Regions from separate parts of the Homo sapiens genome. Here region 2 is linked to region 1. A link is a loop called in an ENCODE intact Hi-C map of the cell type or tissue named here. Cell type or tissue: heart right ventricle. All regions are shown on one strand. Each heading gives the region's core, and the rest is flanking DNA. Links, peaks and the distances in the headings are about the cores only. Region 1 holds the start of CR1L (complement C3b/C4b receptor 1 like). Region 2 overlaps CR1L (complement C3b/C4b receptor 1 like).

Evidence for each region. Peaks named below come from ENCODE experiments on the same cell type or tissue, not always from the same donor. Only the 100,000 strongest peaks of a DNase experiment are listed, where the experiment ranks them.
Region 2: a loop joins it to region 1, with 2.7 times the contacts of the local background. A loop is called at or near these places in 10 of 110 quality-filtered maps.

What each region holds. Positions count from the first base shown.
Region 1 is chr1:207,640,022-207,649,277 of GRCh38, forward strand. CR1L (complement C3b/C4b receptor 1 like) reads left to right here and starts at 5,112. Exons shown (of 12, transcript NM_175710.2): 1 at 5,112-5,309. The coding sequence starts at 5,213. It overlaps CR1 (complement C3b/C4b receptor 1 (Knops blood group)), which reads left to right. Exons shown (of 47, transcript NM_000651.6): 47 at 1-1,744. It also overlaps the pseudogene CD46P1. RefSeq lists a silencer at 4,912-5,081 and an enhancer at 5,142-5,221. In heart right ventricle, for the core only: no CTCF peak of the experiment used is centred there; a DNase peak (open chromatin) is centred at 5,050; H3K4me3 peaks cover 1,258 bases; H3K27me3 peaks cover 1,754 bases.
Region 2 is chr1:207,694,746-207,704,001 of GRCh38, forward strand. It overlaps CR1L (complement C3b/C4b receptor 1 like), which reads left to right. Exons shown (of 12, transcript NM_175710.2): 5 at 1-6; 6 at 2,758-2,934; 7 at 3,026-3,128; 8 at 4,444-4,529; 9 at 6,774-6,873. Among named protein-coding and RNA genes, the nearest start is that of CD46, 53 kb to the right of the region's middle. In heart right ventricle, for the core only: CTCF peaks have their summits at 4,334 (motif pointing left) and 4,539; a DNase peak (open chromatin) is centred at 4,326.

The DNA.
Region 1 (9,256 bases), core at 1,969-6,968:
CTCTAGGGAGAAAAATTAATTTACTAGAAAGGCATGAAATGATCATGGGAAGAGTGGTTAAGACTACTGAAGAGAAATATTTGGAAAATAAGATTTCGATATCTTCTTTTTTTTTGAGATGGAGTCTGGCTCTGTCTCCCAGGCTGGAGTGCAGTGGCGTAATCTCGGCTCACTGCAAGCTCCGCCTCCCGGGTTGACACCATTTTCCTGCCTCAGCCTCCTGAGTAGTTGGGATTACCAGTAGATGGGACTACAGGCACCTGCCAACACGCCCGGCTAATTTTTTTGTATTTTTAGTAGAGACGGGGTTTCACCATGTTAGCCAGGATGGTCTGGATCTCCTGACCTCGTGATCCACCTGCCTCGGCCTCCCAAAGTGCTGCGATTACAGGCATGAGCCACCGCGCCTGGCCGCTTTCGATATTTTCTAAACTTTAATTCAAAAGCACTTTGTGCTGTGTTCTATATAAAAAACATAATAAAAATTGAAATGAAAGAATAATTGTTATTATAAAAGTACTAGCTTACTTTTGTATGGATTCAGAATATACTAAATTAACTTTTTAAAACACAACTTTTAAAAAATGTATCAAAATAATAAACGTGTTCTGATATTTTTAAAATAAGTGACCTTGTGTTCTTTAACCAGTCCACATCTTTAGAGAACAAAAATGTGTTATGATATTATGGGCCATGCTAATGACCTCTAGAAAACATCAGAATATTTCTGGATATTTAATAATAGCTTTATATATGACTAATGCTCATTTCTATGTAATTCTGTTTAATAGTTGCTTTAAAGGTGAATTTTGCCACATTTACTTTGACAGCAGTATAAGGAGTGAGATAGACATGAACCTGAATTTCAATTTAAAATCATGGAAGAGAGGGAAAAAAAACCAGCTTAAGAAAAATCAACTGATAAACTGCAAGAAAAAAATGCAACTTACATCACAAAAGCTAATTGCTTTATTATTTAGAGAGTACTTAAAAATTAAAGACCAAACTTCTCTCCACCCAACAAAAATGGGCAAAGGACATACAGCTAGGTCACCAAGAAAGAAGGGCAAATAGGTGGTGAGTATATGTAAAGATACTTGATAGGACTTTTGCTTAGTTGAATCTTTAGCAAATCTCTTTTATTTCTTGGGATTTTGAAGAAGTAATTTTTAAAGGAGGACTAGAAACTAAGTGATTGGGAATTGGCCTTTTTAGAATTAAAATTTCCCATTACAAGAAAAAAAAATCCTGTGTTCTTTTTTTTTTCCAGAATGGAGTAGGTCAGTGAGCAATGTGATTAATAAATATTTCAATGTCTGTGACTTTTGATTTATTTTGGAGACAGGGTCTTGCTCTGTTACCCAGGCTGGAGTGCAGTGGTGCTATCTAGGCTTACTGCAACCTCACCTGTCACTTTTTAATTGCAAGAAAGCTGAAAGGTTTTTTTCTATTATATCAGTTATAATGATAAATACTGTATATACTAACTATGAGTAAAATACTATATTGCCTAACTTGTATTATTAAGCAATTCTGCTAACCTGTGACCTTACATTTTCATCTGAAAAGCAGGGGCTGGACACCAATTGCCCTATGAAGCTATTGCTAGTCCTAACATTCTTTGTTTTGTTTGCTTTTTTGGCACACTTAAGTGTGTACTATGAAGTTTATGATGCTTTAATGAAATTTTCTGTCTCTACCATTGTAATGAGAAAGGAATAAAATACTTTATTTTGCAAATCTACTTATGGAATATAGTTCTGTACCTGATTGTTTTCATAATCCCTGTGTTGATGTGTAATGCCACAGACATGCTCTTGATAGTAACAGGAAAGAAAATCAGACACAGCTAAACATAAAGGTCAGTTGGCTGGCAGGTGCTTAGCAGGTGTAAATAGAGGCCCATTCATGCTGCTCCACTTGCTCCTGAAAAGCATAATGTAAATACAGTATACTAATTAGGAGGCAAAGAACCATCTAACATGGTTCTTTTTTTTTTTTTTTTTTTTTTTTGAGATAAAGTCTTGCTCTGTCACCAGGCTGGAGTGCAGTGGCGCAATCTTGACTCACTGCAACCTCCGCCTCCCAGGTTCAAGCAATTCCCCTGCCTCAGCCTCCTGAGTAGCTGGGACTACAGGTGTGCGCCACCACGCCCAGCTAATTTTTTGTATTTTAGTACAGACGGGGTTTCACCATGTTGGCCAGGATGGTCTAGATCTCCTGACCTCGTGATCTGCCCACCTCGGCCTCCCAAAGTGCTGGGATTACAGGCATGAGCCACCGCGCCCAGCCCTAACATCAAATTTTAAAAGAGTTGGCCACAGTTTAATGACATCCCTGCACACCAGCCTCCACCCATACTGCCCTTCATAAGCCCCTTAAAGGAGATCCCATAGTTCTAAACCGGGTCCACAAACACAGATATCCTCATTCTCTCCTTTTCTTCTCTTTGGCAGTTTGACAAAATCTTTAGGGGGAATTGGAGGAAACATTAATTTCCTAAATCAACTTCATTCAAAGCTTTGGCTTCAAGTTCTACCCGTTAAGGCCTCAGGAAGTTCATTGTCGACATTGAACTCAGTCACTAAAATGACCTCAAGGCTAAGGGATAGACCACAGCTCCACTTCACAAGTAAGCTTGCAACACCTGATTTAGGAAAGTTTGCTGTGCAGACAGTTGTAGCTCATCCATTTTACAGACCGATCTCGATTTGTTTCCTAGGGTCTAAAATTATTTAAATCAAAATCTCTCAGAAATTTCTGGACATTTAATAAATTCATGCTGGAGGAGAACTGGCAGAGATATGTTAAATGCACTTGACCACAAGAACCATTTATTTCATCCAATATTTACCAGCTATTCATTGTACACTTACTACAGATTTTGGCACTGGAGATATTATAAGAAAGCTCTAACCCTGACTTATGGAACTTATCCCAAAAAATAGGAAACAAGGCTCAGAACCATTCAAATGAAGCTTCAGTTAACTCAAATAAAAATTAGTTTTATAAATTTAATGTGAAAGTCTTCGAGTATATTAAGAATGGCTTGATTAACCCCAGGGATGGAAATTTTACTGATTGAAAGAAAGTTTCAATAAAATACCGATCTTTGAATCTAATCTGACACCTGAAACTAGGAAATCAAACACTAGCCATATTTTTTCTTCTATTCTTTATAATAATTTTTCTCATGAGAAAAAGGTATCTTTCTTCCAAGCCTGAAAATAAATGGAGAATTTTTAATATCTATTGATGTGGAGAAAAATAAATAGACTATCTGCTTTCACAAATAAGTGCTGGCATTGAGCCACAGAACATGTCTGTCATATTGCTCTTTCACACCATACATTAACAGGAATAATAATTTCTCCTCATTGAGTTTCCTATTTACTATCCCCTTAATTATACCTCCTTTAATTACTGTCATAGAGTGTCTGAATTTTATAATCCAAGATACTAAGATGTTTATTTGATATACCACCAGACTCAATGTCTTGTATTCTATGCCAAAAATTTGAAAATGTTTGGGAAGAGGAAATTCCGTGGTTTGGTGAACCCAGAAAGTCTTCAGTACATCTCAGTTATAGAACTGTATTAAATACATTTAAACTCTATAATTCCATAAGACCCATTTTAGGTTTATACACTAAGCATCTAATTCCTCACTATCCTCTCATACAAACCCTGTGTAATACAAGTTCTACTCCCATAATTCTATGAACAAAACAACAATTGATACATAGATTTGATTTTTAAAATACATTTTCTTTACCTTATTCTAAATGTAACATAGGGTCAACATAGAAAAAGAAAACTGAAAAGCACAAGGAAAGTGAAATATCTATAATCTTAACCATTGTTAATTTTGTTGTGTTCCAAATTAGTGTATGTATATATATATATATATATATAGCATTTTTGTTTTAATAAAAGGACTGCCAAAATGCACATGCCAATTTGGACTCTGCTTTTTCCACTTACAATGATATCATAGTTTCTCACATTTGGTATTCTTTTGCAATACTTGCTGCATAGAATTCCATCACACAAAGGTAACTGCCTCCTTATTACTTTTGCTAGACACTTAGGGTTTACATTTTTTACAAAAATTATAAATCTTTGATCACAGCTCTGATGATTTCTCTGGGAACTGAGAGCCTAACACAAGTCATTTCCACTTTAAGACTTTTAACATTCTGAAAAGTTATGTTACAAACAGAGTGCTGGTCCCCCTGCAACATGTTCACTCACATTGGCTGACGTTTTAATTCTTTGCCAATCTGAGGGGAAGAGATGTCAACTTTTTTTGTTTGCTCTTTTAATGCCAGTCATGTTCCCTTTTTTTTTCCCCCTTTTACCAGTCATACTGGCTTACTCAGAACCCTACAAATCAATCCTGCTCATTCTTAATTTTCCAACATTGTTCCTGAGATTGTTTCACCAGAAAAGTTCTCCCCCTTATCCACTTCGCCTAACAATTTCTACCCATCCCAATCCTCCTGCATTTATTGCTTCCAGGAATTTGGCACTTAGGACACCCTTGTCCTTACATTGTTCATGCATGTATATTTCGTCTTCAATAAAACATTTAGTTGCTCAAGGGCAAGGGTCCCATAGAGTCTCAATATGCTAACGGCCTGGTGTTGCTTAATAATTTAGATTCTGACGGGTCCTCTCCAGGGAGGGGAGCAAAGGGCAAATTATCTTAGGGGCTGGGAGTGCAGAAGCCAAACCTTTGAGACTGTGAAAAGAAGACGGCGCCGAGACGATTCAGTAGCAGGCATTCAAGCAAGAAAAACTCAAATATTGTTCCCAATAATGCCTGACTAATGCCAAATACCAAGTAAGGGCCCAGGCAGTCCTGACAGCCTGCAGTGCCCCAGGATAAAACTAACCCTGAGGGGTGCTAGCCCACGATAACCCCCTGCCAGGGCTCTGGACACGCCCTGTCTCCTCGAAGGCCAACGGGCTGCCCCTGCGCGCCGAGGCCCCGCCCCGCGGCCCGCCGATTGGCCCCAGCCGCCCCGGCGCTAAGACTCAATTTCACACTACGCGCCCAGGCCACGCCCACCTGTCATGCGGCCCTGGAAACTGTGAGTTTGGGGATTGTTGTGTCCACTAACCGGACTCAGAAGGGACTTCCCTGCTCGGCTGGCTTTCGGTTTCTCTGCTCACCTCCGGATAAATCACGGGGTCTCCCGCGCCGCTCATGGCGCCTCCCGTCCGTCTCGAGCGTCCCTTTCCTTCCCGGCGCTTTCCTGGGTTGCTTCTGGCGGCCCTGGTGTTGCTGCTGTCCTCCTTCTCCGGTAGGACCCCGGGGTGGATTCGCGCGTCCGCGGCGAGGCTAGAGCTCTGCTCAGTCAGTCGGGCAGGAGGCGCGGGGCGAAGCTCACTGCACGTCGTGCCTGCTTGGGATAGAGAGCGAGGCCAGGGTTCTCCGAGGGGTGCCGTGCTCAGATCCCGGGGGTATGTGGCGGGGGATGCGGGAACCACGCAGAAGCTTGTTTGGTGGCATCGTGTGCGCGGCCGACATTTACGCAGGATCTGGCTGCGTTCCCAAAAGAAGCGTGAATCGTGTTTTCGGGATTGAGCCCAGTCAGCAAGGGGAGGGCTTACTGGGCGCCCCAGGTGAGGGCTTGCTCTGGAGTGCACAGGTGCGTGGGATTGTTGCTAGAGCCCGTGCTGTGCCCGTGGTGAGAGTTTGCCCTGTGTTCCCTTGGTGCCTTGGTGAGTAGGGTGTTCATTAGGGCTTGGACAGTACCCGCGGTAAGGGTTGCAGTGCGTCTGCTGTGCCCCATGGGCTGGGCTGGCCTGGGCTGGGCTGGGCGAGCAGGGGCCTGGCCAGGTGTTGCTGGGAGCGTGCTGTGCGCAAGTGGCCTGTGTGCGGAGTTCACTGTGGGCAAGACAGCTCACTGTTTGCTTTGAGTGGAGCGAGCGCGGACTCTGCGGCTAGGGAGGGCATGTTGAGTGAGAGCAGGCTCTCAGTGCCTGGGGTTAGAGAGGTGGTAAGGGCGCACCATGCTTTTAGTGCCTTCTGTGAACAGTGTCCGTGTTGCCTGAGATCGTATTGGTCTTGAATTTTAAGTGGCTGCTTTTTTGGGGGGTGGGTGGGCCATCGAGTCATCTTCCTGTTCCCAACCAATATAGACAGTATCTGATTCCATTGCCTAGTGGCTTTTTGACATTGTTTTCCTTCTTTTCATTAGTTTGAGTCATATTTGAGAGATGTGAAGCAACCTAAAAAACACTGGTAGCCAAACCTAGTGAGAAATTAGTATCCTAACAAAGGAAGGCAGATAATGTTAATCTTGTTTTCCCCTACAGCTCATAAACTGAAGCTTAAGGCCTATCCCACTGTTTTGTATTTCATTGAATGGAATCAATATTTTTAAAAATGCATGCTAGGCCAGGCCCAGTTGCTCACACCTGTGATCCCAGCACTTTGGGAGGCCCAAGTTGGGTGATTGCTTAAGCCCAGGAGTTCAAGATCAGCCTGGACAACATGTCAAAACCCCATGTCTACAAAAAATAAAAAAATTAGATGGGCATGGTGGTGTATGCCCGTGGTCCCAACTACTCCAGAGGCTGAGGTGGGAGGATCGCTTGAGCCCAGGAGGAGAAGACTGCAGTGAGCTGTGATCATGCCACTGCACTCCAGCCTGGATGACAGTGTGAGACCCTGTCTCAAAAAAAAAAAAAAAAAAAAAAAAAGCCAAAAAATACATGCTTAAATACAGGCTTATTGTGCAAAATGAACAAAATAAAAGGACAACTGTTTTTAATATTTTGTTATATTTCCTTCTGACTTTATTGTGTTTCATGTGTATCTATGTCCAAATTATATTTAGGATCTTATTCCATGTACAGATTGTACGTTGCATTTCTTCTCTTAGGAACATTCATTCAACAAATATGGGTCTTGTATGTCTGGTGCTGTTACACTAGTAGGTAATAACAGACAATTCCTATTTTCTTTATCCTTTTTTTACTATTTGTTTACACACACGTACATGCAGGAAGATAAGCAGGGACTTTTTTTGCTCATTGTTAAGTGCTTAATGCCGGGAACACAGTAGGCAATCAACAGATGTTTGCTAAAATGTATTGGGAGTGGCAGACATTAACCAAAACATAATAGTAACAAATATATTAACCAGGGAAGTGTTCTGGAGGAAAGGAGTATAATTTTCTGACAGCATTTAACAAATGACTGGGGGGAGGGAAGGCTTTGCTTCTCATCAAACAGACAAAACTCTGCCACTTTGGGGCATCTGTGCTTTCTGTTCCCTCAGTCCTGGAACGTTCTCCCCATGACCTGCTGCATAAATGGGCTGTTTCTTCTGCAAGCTCAGCTGGAATGTTACCGCTTCAGAGACCTTCTTGGAACCCCCCAACTCAGGTTGAACACATACAACCCAGTTCAAGTACCTCTTGTAATCACCCTTTTAAAGTGATCTTTTCTGTTCTCTGTCTCTCCCCATCAGAATGCAGGAATCTTCTGTCTTCCCCCATTTGTGGTTCCAAAAGCCCCATTTGTTTGCTTCTGTATGAACCCTAACTCAGTATCCATATAGACATCTGTTAAATATCAGAAAATTAAATATACTATTTGGCTGGGGCTTAGAGCCTAGGAAAAAGTCCCTCCTGCCTCCAAGAGGAAGGTTCTTTAAAGAGCTATGCTCAGGATGGTCTTTCTGTTGTACCTAAAAAGCTAGGGCAGCAGCAGCTGAGGGCCAGAAAGGATCTGTCTCCCCTGTTTATGTTGACTCTGCAGGGCTTCCAGTACTTCAGTCTTGCATCTCACTGATCATTAAAACGTTCATTTTGAAGGAGGGTGATGGGATTAGGGAGCAGTGGTGTTAAGAAGAAAACGAAAGGACTTTTTTTTCTTTTTAAAGATTAATGTTTAGAATAGGCTTAGTACTAGAAGTACATACAGCCTGGGCATCATAAGGAGAGCCCACCTCTACAGAATATTAAAAACAAAAAATTAGCCAGGTGTGATGTTGCATGCCTGTGGTCCCAGCTACTTGGGAGGCTGAAGGGCGTGAAGGGGGAGGATCACTGGAGCCCCCATGGTCAAGGCTGCAGTGAGCCCTAATCATACCACTGCACTCCAGCTTGGGTGACAGAGTGAGACCCGGTCTCAAACACACACACACACACACACACACACACACAGACACACACACACACACAGAAAAAAAAAAAAAACCTGGAAGTTGAAGAAGATAATGAAAGCAATTTGAAATAGAGGAACATAGAATTATAAAATGAATAGGGTGCAACATGGAAGATAACAAAACTAAAAATGAAGAGAAGGAAAAATAAGGTTAAGTTTGAGGTTGATAGGGTTAAATCAAGACAGGTATGAAACCTAGAGAAAGTAAAAATGAGAACTCACGATGCTAGGCAGAGAGAATACATGAATTAAAATAAACATTCAATTTTTGGAGCAACTCACTCTCACAAAGATAAGGTTTTGTAAGCAGGTGGTGCTGTGCATGGGAGACCTGCCCTCTCAAAGGTAGTTGCCAAATGGTTCCAGATAGCAGAAGGAAACATGTGTCAAATTTCAGGCCAGTCTCATTCATTCCTCCAGAAGAGGAGCTGCTTTTTTGGACAAAACCCCCGATCTCCTGTTGTGTGTGGTCTCTTCTGCCTATTTCAGGTGTTTTCCTTATTTTCAATGAAAGAAGCCAAGACCAGTAAGTTCTTATTGCTTCTTAGTTTCCTCACTCGGCATACTACAATGCAAAAAGAGCAGTCCATATCTGGTCACCTGCCAGGATACCAGAAGACTGGGAGATAGGCAGCACAAGAAATGGCTAAATCTTCTTTCTCCATTGTTCTGTAGAATGATTATTTTCAATATGAAATTGATTACAATATATTCTTCACATTGTTTTGTGTTTGACAGCAGTGGACTTTGAGTACCAAATTTTTTTCAAATAGCTACTATGAGGGACATATTGTGCTGGGTGTTGTGGCCACATGGATGAATGGAGTCGGCCTTGTTAACTATTAAACTCAAAAACACGTGATAATTACCTGAGAGATCCATGCAGGGGAGAGTCCAGGGGAAGGTGACTGATCACTGCTTCCCAGGGGGAGGCAGAAAATGCTTCTTGGAGGAGATGATGGGTGGATTAAAGAAGACAAGAGCTGAGCAGGAGTTGTAGCTACCGGCCAGGGAGGAAGGGTATTCAGAGCAGAGGAAGCAAGGTGAGCAAAGGCACCAAGATGTGACACT
Region 2 (9,256 bases), core at 1,596-6,595, 54 kb after region 1:
CCAGGGGTGAGTCTGACTGAGGCCTAGAAGGGCCCTGCCAGTGACATGCATTGCTGTTGGATCAGGAGATTAGTATTTGTTCAGGGGGAGGGATTTGTGCTGAGCAGGGTCGAGAAGCAAATTTTCTAGGTAGTGAACATGAAATTCAGAAGGTGTGTGTACATGCAGATGTGCTGAAATGAAGAAGCAAAGCTAAACCTGGACAAGGAACGTGATGTTTCTTTGGAGTTCTTATAAGCAAATCTATTAATTACCTTTGAGTATAATAACTGCTGATAGAAAATGAGTGATTCTTCCAGCCAGGCACCATAATACAGGCTACATGTGAATTTTAATCCTTAAAACAAAGTTATTAGGTAGTTACCAGTTTTTCTAGGTTTGTCTGTTTTGTTTTGCTTGAGACAGGGTCTTGATCTGTCACTCAAGTTGGACTGCAGAGGTGAGATCATGGCTTACTGCAACCGCCACCTCCCTGGCTCAAGCAATTCTCCTGCCTGAGCCTCCCAAGCAGCTGGGACTACAGGTGCATGCTACCACACCTGGTTAAATTTTTTATATTTTTTTTATAGAGATCGAATCTCACCATGTTTCCCAGGCTTGTCTCGAACACCTGAGCTGAAGCAATCCACCCACCTGGGCCTCCCAAAGTGCTGAGATTATAGGCATGAGCCACTGTGCCTGGCCTCTATGTTTTGCAGAGAAAATGTGCCTTAGAGAAATCGGATAACTTTCTAAGATATTAACTTGCAGACTGAAGACTGAAACGCAAGTCCACCCGACTCCAGAGACTTGGCTTTGCTAGTCAGCATCCAGTCAGGAAATCAAAACTTACTCTAGATACTTTCAAGGAGGGAGGGATTTCATGCAGGCTGTATTAGACTCTTCTCACATTGTATAAAGAACTACCTGAGACTGGGTAATTTATAAAGAAAAGAGGTTTAATTAACTCTCAGTTCTGCAGGCTATACAGGAGGAATGACTGAAGACTCCTCAGGAAACTTACAATCATGGTGGAAGGCAAAGAGGAAGCATGTATATTTTCATATGGCTGGCAGGAGACAGCAACTAGGGAGGTGCTACACATTTTAAACAAGCAGATCTCAAGAGAACTATATCACAATACAGCACTAGGGTGATGGTGATAAACCATTAGAAACCACCCCCATGATCCAGTCACTTCCCACTAGGCTCCTCCTCCAACACTGGGAATTACAATTTGACATGAGATTTGGGTGGGGACACAGAGACAAACCATATCACAGCTAATAGGTCACAAAGATGTTAGAAGGGCAGGAAAATCAGGCAGCCTCCCTAGCAATAGGACGAAGGCAGAGTTACCAGAGATCAGGGAGCTGCTGTGGCTCCCAGTCTACACAGCACAGGAGCCTGGAGGGATGCTCAAGTGGCCAGCCCCTCCCACTGAGCAGGCAGCTCCCTGAAAGCTGCTAATGCTGCAGGAGCCACCACAGCTGCCAGAATGCAGCTGATATTGCTGGAGCCAAAGTCATTGGCATCGCTAGAATTGAAGCTGTAGCTGCTCACTGAAGTCATCTATACTGCCACTGCCTGAGCCACCTCTAGAAGTAGAACAGACTCTGCCATCATCCTGCTTTTTAATTTGGTATATATGCCTCCAACTGGAAGAACCTAACCAGAGCCCAGCTATCAAGGAAGACAAATGATTATAGTTTTAAGGTTTCCATTGCTAGCAGCCAAAAGACAGTGCAGAAGTGTGAGGCTAGGGGCCAACAGAAATTTAACCAGCACAGCACCTCAATATTACATCACCAGGCATTGATTAGTCAAGGGAAACACTGGGTGATGAGCCCTGAAAATGGACATTACAGCATCAGAGTATTTACAAACTCCCTAAAGAAGTCATTTTTCTAGTCCAATCCCCCATTTGATGCTTGAGAAAGCTGAAGTCCAGAAAAGGGAACTGATCTGCTCAAAGACAAACTGAAATTATTTTTTCCATTTTATAACAGTTTTATATAATTTAGTTGAGACCTAAATGTGTTCTGACTTCCTGAGTTCCGATCAACTATATTAAGAGAGAGCCAGCGCTGCCCTTACAATATGTTGTGTGAAATAGACACTCTCATTATGGTGACAGTAGGTCTTTTAGATTTTGTTCGACAGTTGCCCACCTTCTCACTGGAGTGAAATGAATGACTAGGCAGCACCTTGCTGCATAGCATGAAGGGAGGAGACCCATAGTTCTTTACCACCCTATGTCAGGTGGCCGCTGAGAGAAGACTTGAAAGGAGAAGAGAATAGATGTATGTTTGTTGCACCAGTGTGATAGGTGATGGAGGGACCTATTAGATGAGACATGGGCAGGGGCACTCCTTTATGGCCTAAAATGCAAGACGAAATTGGTGATGCCTTTCTAGAAAGGAAGCATGGAGATATAAAAATCCATCATCCCTCCCAATTTTGTACTGGGTGAACAGTAATTGGAAGCATTCTAGAAGGAACTGTCCATTGTGAAATCTTAGTTGCATACTTTAGATGTAAAACAATGAATTGGGGATACCTCTGTTTTAGTCACAGTTGTGCAATGTGTCAGTTCTATGAGTGATGGCAAGACATCTTCCTCGCCCTGTGTATTTAGTTTGTTATCAATGTAATAAGGCTGTTATTCTACCTTTTTTGTTACATATAGATTTGTAATTATTATTCCCTTGGCCAGTTTAACAGTGAGAGAAAAGTTATTTTCACACAATTAGCAGTACTTTGTTTCTCTCTCCCCAGTATGTCAGCCACCTCCAGATGTCCTGCATGCTGAGCGTACCCAAAGGGACAAGGACAACTTTTCACCCGGGCAGGAAGTGTTCTACAGCTGTGAGCCCGGCTACGACCTCAGAGGATCTACGTATTTGCACTGCACACCCCAGGGAGACTGGAGCCCTGCAGCCCCCAGATGTGAAGGTGACTAGACTCTTATCTGGCTTGGTATTTTTAGCTTGCGTCTTTATTCTCCACATGCCAGTTATTTCTGTTCGTTTTTCTTTTTTTCCAGTGAAATCCTGTGATGACTTCCTGGGCCAACTTCCTAATGGCCATGTGCTATTTCCACTTAATCTCCAGCTTGGAGCAAAAGTGGATTTTGTTTGTGATGAAGGGTGAGTATGAGCTTGCCTGACCTGCTGGACATTGAAATTGGGGTTAGGAATTAGTCCAAAAAGGGGAGATTTGATGTGGCTTAAAAAAAGACAGACAGACAGACACACACACACACACACACAATCAGAGAGATGAACTTTTGAAAGTATATATAGGAAGAAAGGAAAGACACATATGGAACTAATAACATGAGATATGAAGAGGACACTGGGCCATATATTAACTGGCAAATTCAAAGACAAGTATAATTACTTGTTATTAATATATAGGTAACACAGTAAGTTTAAAAAATCCTATTTTCAAAATTTTAGAATTTCAAAACAGCAAATAGAATATGAGTAATTTAAGAGTCTCAGAAAAAATTGCAAGTAACAAAAAACTTATTCTAAAGAGCTAGGATCATTTAAGAATCATTTCAGTAAATTCTTTAAACCATCAGTAATGAAATTTGTAATAGGACTGAAAGTGTAAAAATCAGCATTTTAAAAAAATCCAGTCATATATCGTCTGGCTAGTCATGGGCTCTGGGCTCTGAGCTGGGGTTCTGATGGCTGCTGTTAATATTTCCAGCAAGGTCATTACCTTGTTTATGTCCACCTAGTGCTCTTCACAGGGTGCACATCTCTACACGGGAGCTGACCAGCATGGGCAACAAAGCACCTGATCCCAAAATGTAACACAGAATCTTGGCAGGCTCCAAAAGCCAGCACCCAGTAAGAGTTAGGAGGGCATCGGGGCCCAACAGACATTGAGAATTTTCAACAATTGCGTACAAAAATTATGTCCTCTCTTCTTTCCTTTTTCCCCTAGAATATTCGTGCTTACTCTTCAGCAGCCCAAATTGCCCTTTTGAGCCTTCTTCACGCCATCACAGATGTGGAGATGAAAGGACAATCTCTGTTCTCTCGCCAGCTATTTCCCACTTTACCACTCCAAACTGGGAGCTGTTTTACTTGCTGTTCCAGGGTCAGAGTTACGAAGGCATTGCATTAGAAGACTGGGTTTCTAATAATGACAATGAGTAATCAGTGAAACTCCAAGCCTGGGTCCTGGGTCAAGGAGATGGTGGCTATTTTGTGACCACCTTTTTCAATTCAAGCAGGACTATCATGTGACCAAGCTACTGCATTTTGCCACTCTATATTGCTCCCTTCTGGAGGCTGTGATTTTTCCAGAATAACGTAGCCTGTGCAACTCTGCCACCTGCTGGCCTCAGGTCCTCAAAATCCTGAAATTGGGGCTGGGCCTTAGATTGTGAACTAAGTGTCCTCTTGGCTGAAACAGCTCGCTATTCACTCCTATTTTCTTCTTTAGATTTCAATTAAAAGGCAGCTCTGCTAGTTACTGTGTTTTGGCTGGAATGGAAAGCCTTTGGAATAGCAGTGTTCCAGTGTGTGAACGTAAGTAATAGGAGTAACATTTCAGGCCAATCTCTCCCCTTCATCTGTTCAGTATTTGACCCATGACCTCCCCTAATGTGGTTCTTCAATTTTCTAATCTGAATTATTGATTTGAAAATTTCTTATTTTAGTAATGTTTGGTTGTGAATCAATGTGTACATCACCTGTCTTTGGAACTATCTGATCTGTCTCTGTCATTTTGTATTCTATGTTCTATTGCGATAAATCCTATGGTCGTGTGCTTCTAGGTCAGGAGAGATTAGATAATGTGAAGCTTTTACAATTTGCTTTCTTTCTCTACTTCTTTTCTTTCTTCTCTTCTTTCCTTCCTTCAGTTCTTTTTTCCCTTCTTCTCTCCCTCTCTCCTTCCTTCTTTTTCATTTTGTTCTCCAATCAATGTGCAGTCAGTCTACAATTTGTGTATATATTTGATAATACTCAAGTATCAAACATGCCTTTATTTAATCAATTATTTATTGATCACATACTTTGTGCCTCTGTTCATCTAGATACTGGAGTTATAGCAATGAACAAGATGAGTGAAGTCCCTGTCCCCATGTTGTTTTTACTCAGGTAGGGAGAAGGACAAGGAAAAAAATAAGCAAATTAAATGCTACGGATAATAGATCAAAGCAATGAAGAATGAGGGAAAAGTGGGGAGTAACATTAGACAGGGTGAGCAGTTTGAGACTCCATAAATTCTCAAAATATGTACCTAAATAATTTATGCTGAGAGATTCATAAATAATAAGTCATTTTTTTAAAATGAGCCTCATATGTTCAATAATCAGTAGACTACTGATTTCTCCTAGTCTACCCATTTATAATTTCCCCAATAGAAGATAGAACTTTGCTTCATTTCTTGATTCTAATGATTGGAAAACATGTTTCTTTAGAAAACCATGAAATTTTACTAAAATGTTTATGTTCTTAGAAATGTACTTGGACATCTTACAGTGCTTTTTAGAGTAAAATTTTGGAAGAACATAACTTATATAGAGATGCTTGCTGTCTAAGAAATCCAGTGCTCCTTGAGGCAGCATGACAAATGTCTGTTCTACTATCATGCATGAAAGCTCATTGATTGGACTACTCAAGCTTTCTCTTATTTTTCATAACTCTGGTAGTTAAAATAACTTCTTCCAAATGCCAGTTCTAATGAAAAATGCCAATTAGAAATGAGGAAGAGACTATTATAAACAAATCAGTAGATGCTAGAAAGGAGTAACAACTTGAAACCTGACCCAGAAAGTAAAAAAAGAAAATAAATCATCAACAGACCTTGACATTTTCAAAAGCAAAGCAATCTGAATCCATTTGGAGTTTTTTATAATGGCCTGAATATGTTTCAATTCACTGTGGCAGGGCTATTGTTATCACTGAGACTGATGATCAATATCAGTAAGTAATCAGTGAAAGTTTTCACCTATTTAAGATGATTAGCACACATATATACATTTGAGAAATATTTCCCAAGAACGTAGGCCCCTTCCTCAGCACTGTGTCCCCAGGATCCTGATGAGTGGCTGACACAGGATAAGTGCTAAATTAAGAAAGATTGACTAAATGAATGAGTAACCCTTCAAAACGGTTATTTTTCTTCTTCAAATGTTTTGCTACTTCATTAAAGTTGTAAAGTAAGTAAACTTGCACTGGATCTTTCCCATGTCTGCAAAAGCTTCTTATTGAATTTTTTCAATTGTGGGATAAGAGAAACCTTTTTTCAAAAGCGTTCAGATAGGTGGATGTAAGAGTTTTTCTTGCAGGTCGTCTTTGATTATTGCTTGAAATGCTCACTTCATGAGAATGTTTCAAGGAATATTTGTAGAGAAAATCTTCATTCCTTATGGGAAAATAAATAATAAATGACTCTATATCAGGAAATAAAGATTGTGTAGGAAGACAAATTCTGTTTGAATAACTAGGTGGGAAGAAATCCTTTGAAAACTTTATTGGTAGTAAATAATGCCATAAATGACCTTTACATTTTGATAAGGGATGCAAGGTCTCTACACAGATCTAAATCTAGATCTAGATAGATCTGGAGGGAAGGTCTTTTTGAAAGTGGGGCTTAGTAGGTGGCTGATCCTGAGGCTCTCTGATGAGTTTTCTCAAGGTGCCAAAATCTGTGGAACTATCAGAACTGCGTGTTTTCTTCAGGAAGCTACATGCAGGTTGAGACCTTACGTACTGAAGAGAGTTCAGATTACTCTACCTGGCTCCAAAACATTTTCTTTCCCACAGGTAAATCATGTGAAACTCCTCCAGTTCCAGTGAATGGCATGGTGCATGTGATCACAGACATCCATGTTGGATCCAGAATCAACTATTCTTGTACTACAGGGTGAGTTGGCAGCAACATCTCTTGGTTCCAGAGTTCCAGCACAGCAATACTACCTTCTAGCCACATCTCAGGAAGGAAACTAGGCTGTTGCCACCTGCTCTTGAGAGGTTTGAACACAGGTATTAACTCCTGATTGAAATGAACAAAGATAGGAGAAGATTAGGGGAAAAATCTGTGTCCTTGCTGGAAACCAGGGCAGTGCACACATAAAGAGTATGCCGTTCACTGGATGGGAAGGAAAAAAAATTAGGAGTATAGTAGTCAAAGCACACAAACAACCCTAACCCAGAGTAGACATTGCTGGAAGAAAGGGAAGGGCATGTAGCAGCTGTGTGAGAGAACAAATCTTAATGATAACAGCATGATCGCTTGCTAGGGCTGCCATCAAAAAGTACAGGCCTTCCTCATTTTATTGTACTTCACAGATGTTATGCTTTTTACAAATTGAAGGCTTGTGGCAACGCTGCAACAAGCATGTCAGTTGGCATCATTTATCCAACAGTGTGTGTTGACTTCGTGTCTCTGTGTAGCATTTTGGTTATTCTCACAATATCCCAGAGGTTTTCATTATTATCATGTCTGTGATAGTGATCTGTCTTCAGTGATCTTTGATGTTACTATTTTCATTGTTTGGAGTCCCTACGAACTGCACCCATATAAGACAGAAAACTTAATAAATGTGCATGCTTTGACTGCTCCATGGACAAGACATTCCCCTTCTCTCTCCCTCTCTTCAGGACTCCCTAATCCCTGAACACAATAATACTAAAATGAGGCCAATTAATAGCCCTACAATGGCCTTTAAGTGTTGACATGAAGGGAGGAGTCATGCATCTCTTACTTTAAATCAAAAGCTGGAGATGATTAAGCTTAGTGAGGAAGATATGTTGAAAGCCAAGACAGGCCAAAAGTCAGGCCTCATGTGCCAAACAGCTAGCGAGTTGCAAAGGCAAAGCAAAAGTACTTGAAGGAAACTTAAAGTGCTATTCCAGTGAACACATGAATGATAAGAAGGTGAAACAGCCTTATTGCTGATATGGAAGAAGTTTTAGTGGTCTAGATACAAGATCAAACTAGACATATTTCCTTAAGCTAAAGCCTAATCCTGAGCAAGGCCCTAACTCTCTTCAATTCTGTGAAGGCTGACAGAGGTGAGGAAGCTGCAGAAAAAAAGCTGGAAGCAGCTGGGCACTGTGGCTCATGCCTGTAATTCCAGCACTTTGGGAGGCAGAGGCAGGTGGATCACCTGAGGTCAGGTGTTCAAGACCAGCCTGACCAATATGGTGAAACCTCATATCTACTGAAAATGCAAAAATTAACCAGGCGTTGTGGCGGGTTGCCTGTAGTTCCAGCTACTCGGGAGTCTGAGGCATGAGAATAACTTGAACCCGGGAAGCAGAAGTTGCCGAGATTGTGCCACTGCACTCCAGGTTGGGTGATTCCTGAGGTTTAAGGAAAGAAGTCATCTCCATAACATAAAGGTGCAAGGTGAAGCAACAAGTGCTGACATAGAAGCTGCAGCAAGTTGTCCTGATGATCTAACTAAGATCATTGATGAAGGTGTTAAAATAAATAGCAGATTCTCCATGTAGACAAAACAGCCATCTATTGGACCTTCATAGCTAGAGAGGAGAAGCCAATGCCTGGGTTCAAAGCTTCAAAGGATAGGCTGCCTTTTTAGGAGCTAATCTCGTTGGTGAGTTTGAGTTGAAGCCAATGCTCACTGACCATTCTAAAAGCCCTAGGGCCCTTAAGAATTATGCTAAATGTACCTTGCCTGTGTCTATAAATGGAACAACAAAGTCTGATGACAGAGGTATGTTTGCAGCATGGTTTACTGAATATTTTAGGCTCACTGTTGAGATATAGTGCTCAGAAAAACAGATTCCTTTCAAAATGTTACATACAGCTCATTGACTTTGTATCCAATCAGGCAAGAGCTCTGATGGAGATGGACAAGGAGATGCATGTAGTTTTCCTGCCTGCTGACAACAGCAGCCATTCTGCAGCCCATGGCTGAGCAGTAATTTTGACTTTGAAGTTTTAGTATTTAAGAAATATATTTTGTGCCAGGCATGGTGTAATCCCAGCATATTGGGAGACCAAGGTGGGCGGATCATGAGGTCAGGATTTCAAGACCAGCCTGGCCAACATAGTGAAACCCCGTCTCTATTAAAAATACAAAAATTGGCCAGCATGGCAGAATGTGCCTGTAGTCCCAACTACTCAGGAGGCTGAGGCAGGAGAATCACCTGAACCCAGGAGGTGAAAGTTCCAGTGAGCCGAGATTGCGTCACCGCACTCCAGGTTGGGCAATAGAGGGAGACTTCAACTCAAAAAAAAGAAAAAGAAAAGAAAAGGAAAAAAAAATACATTTTGTAAG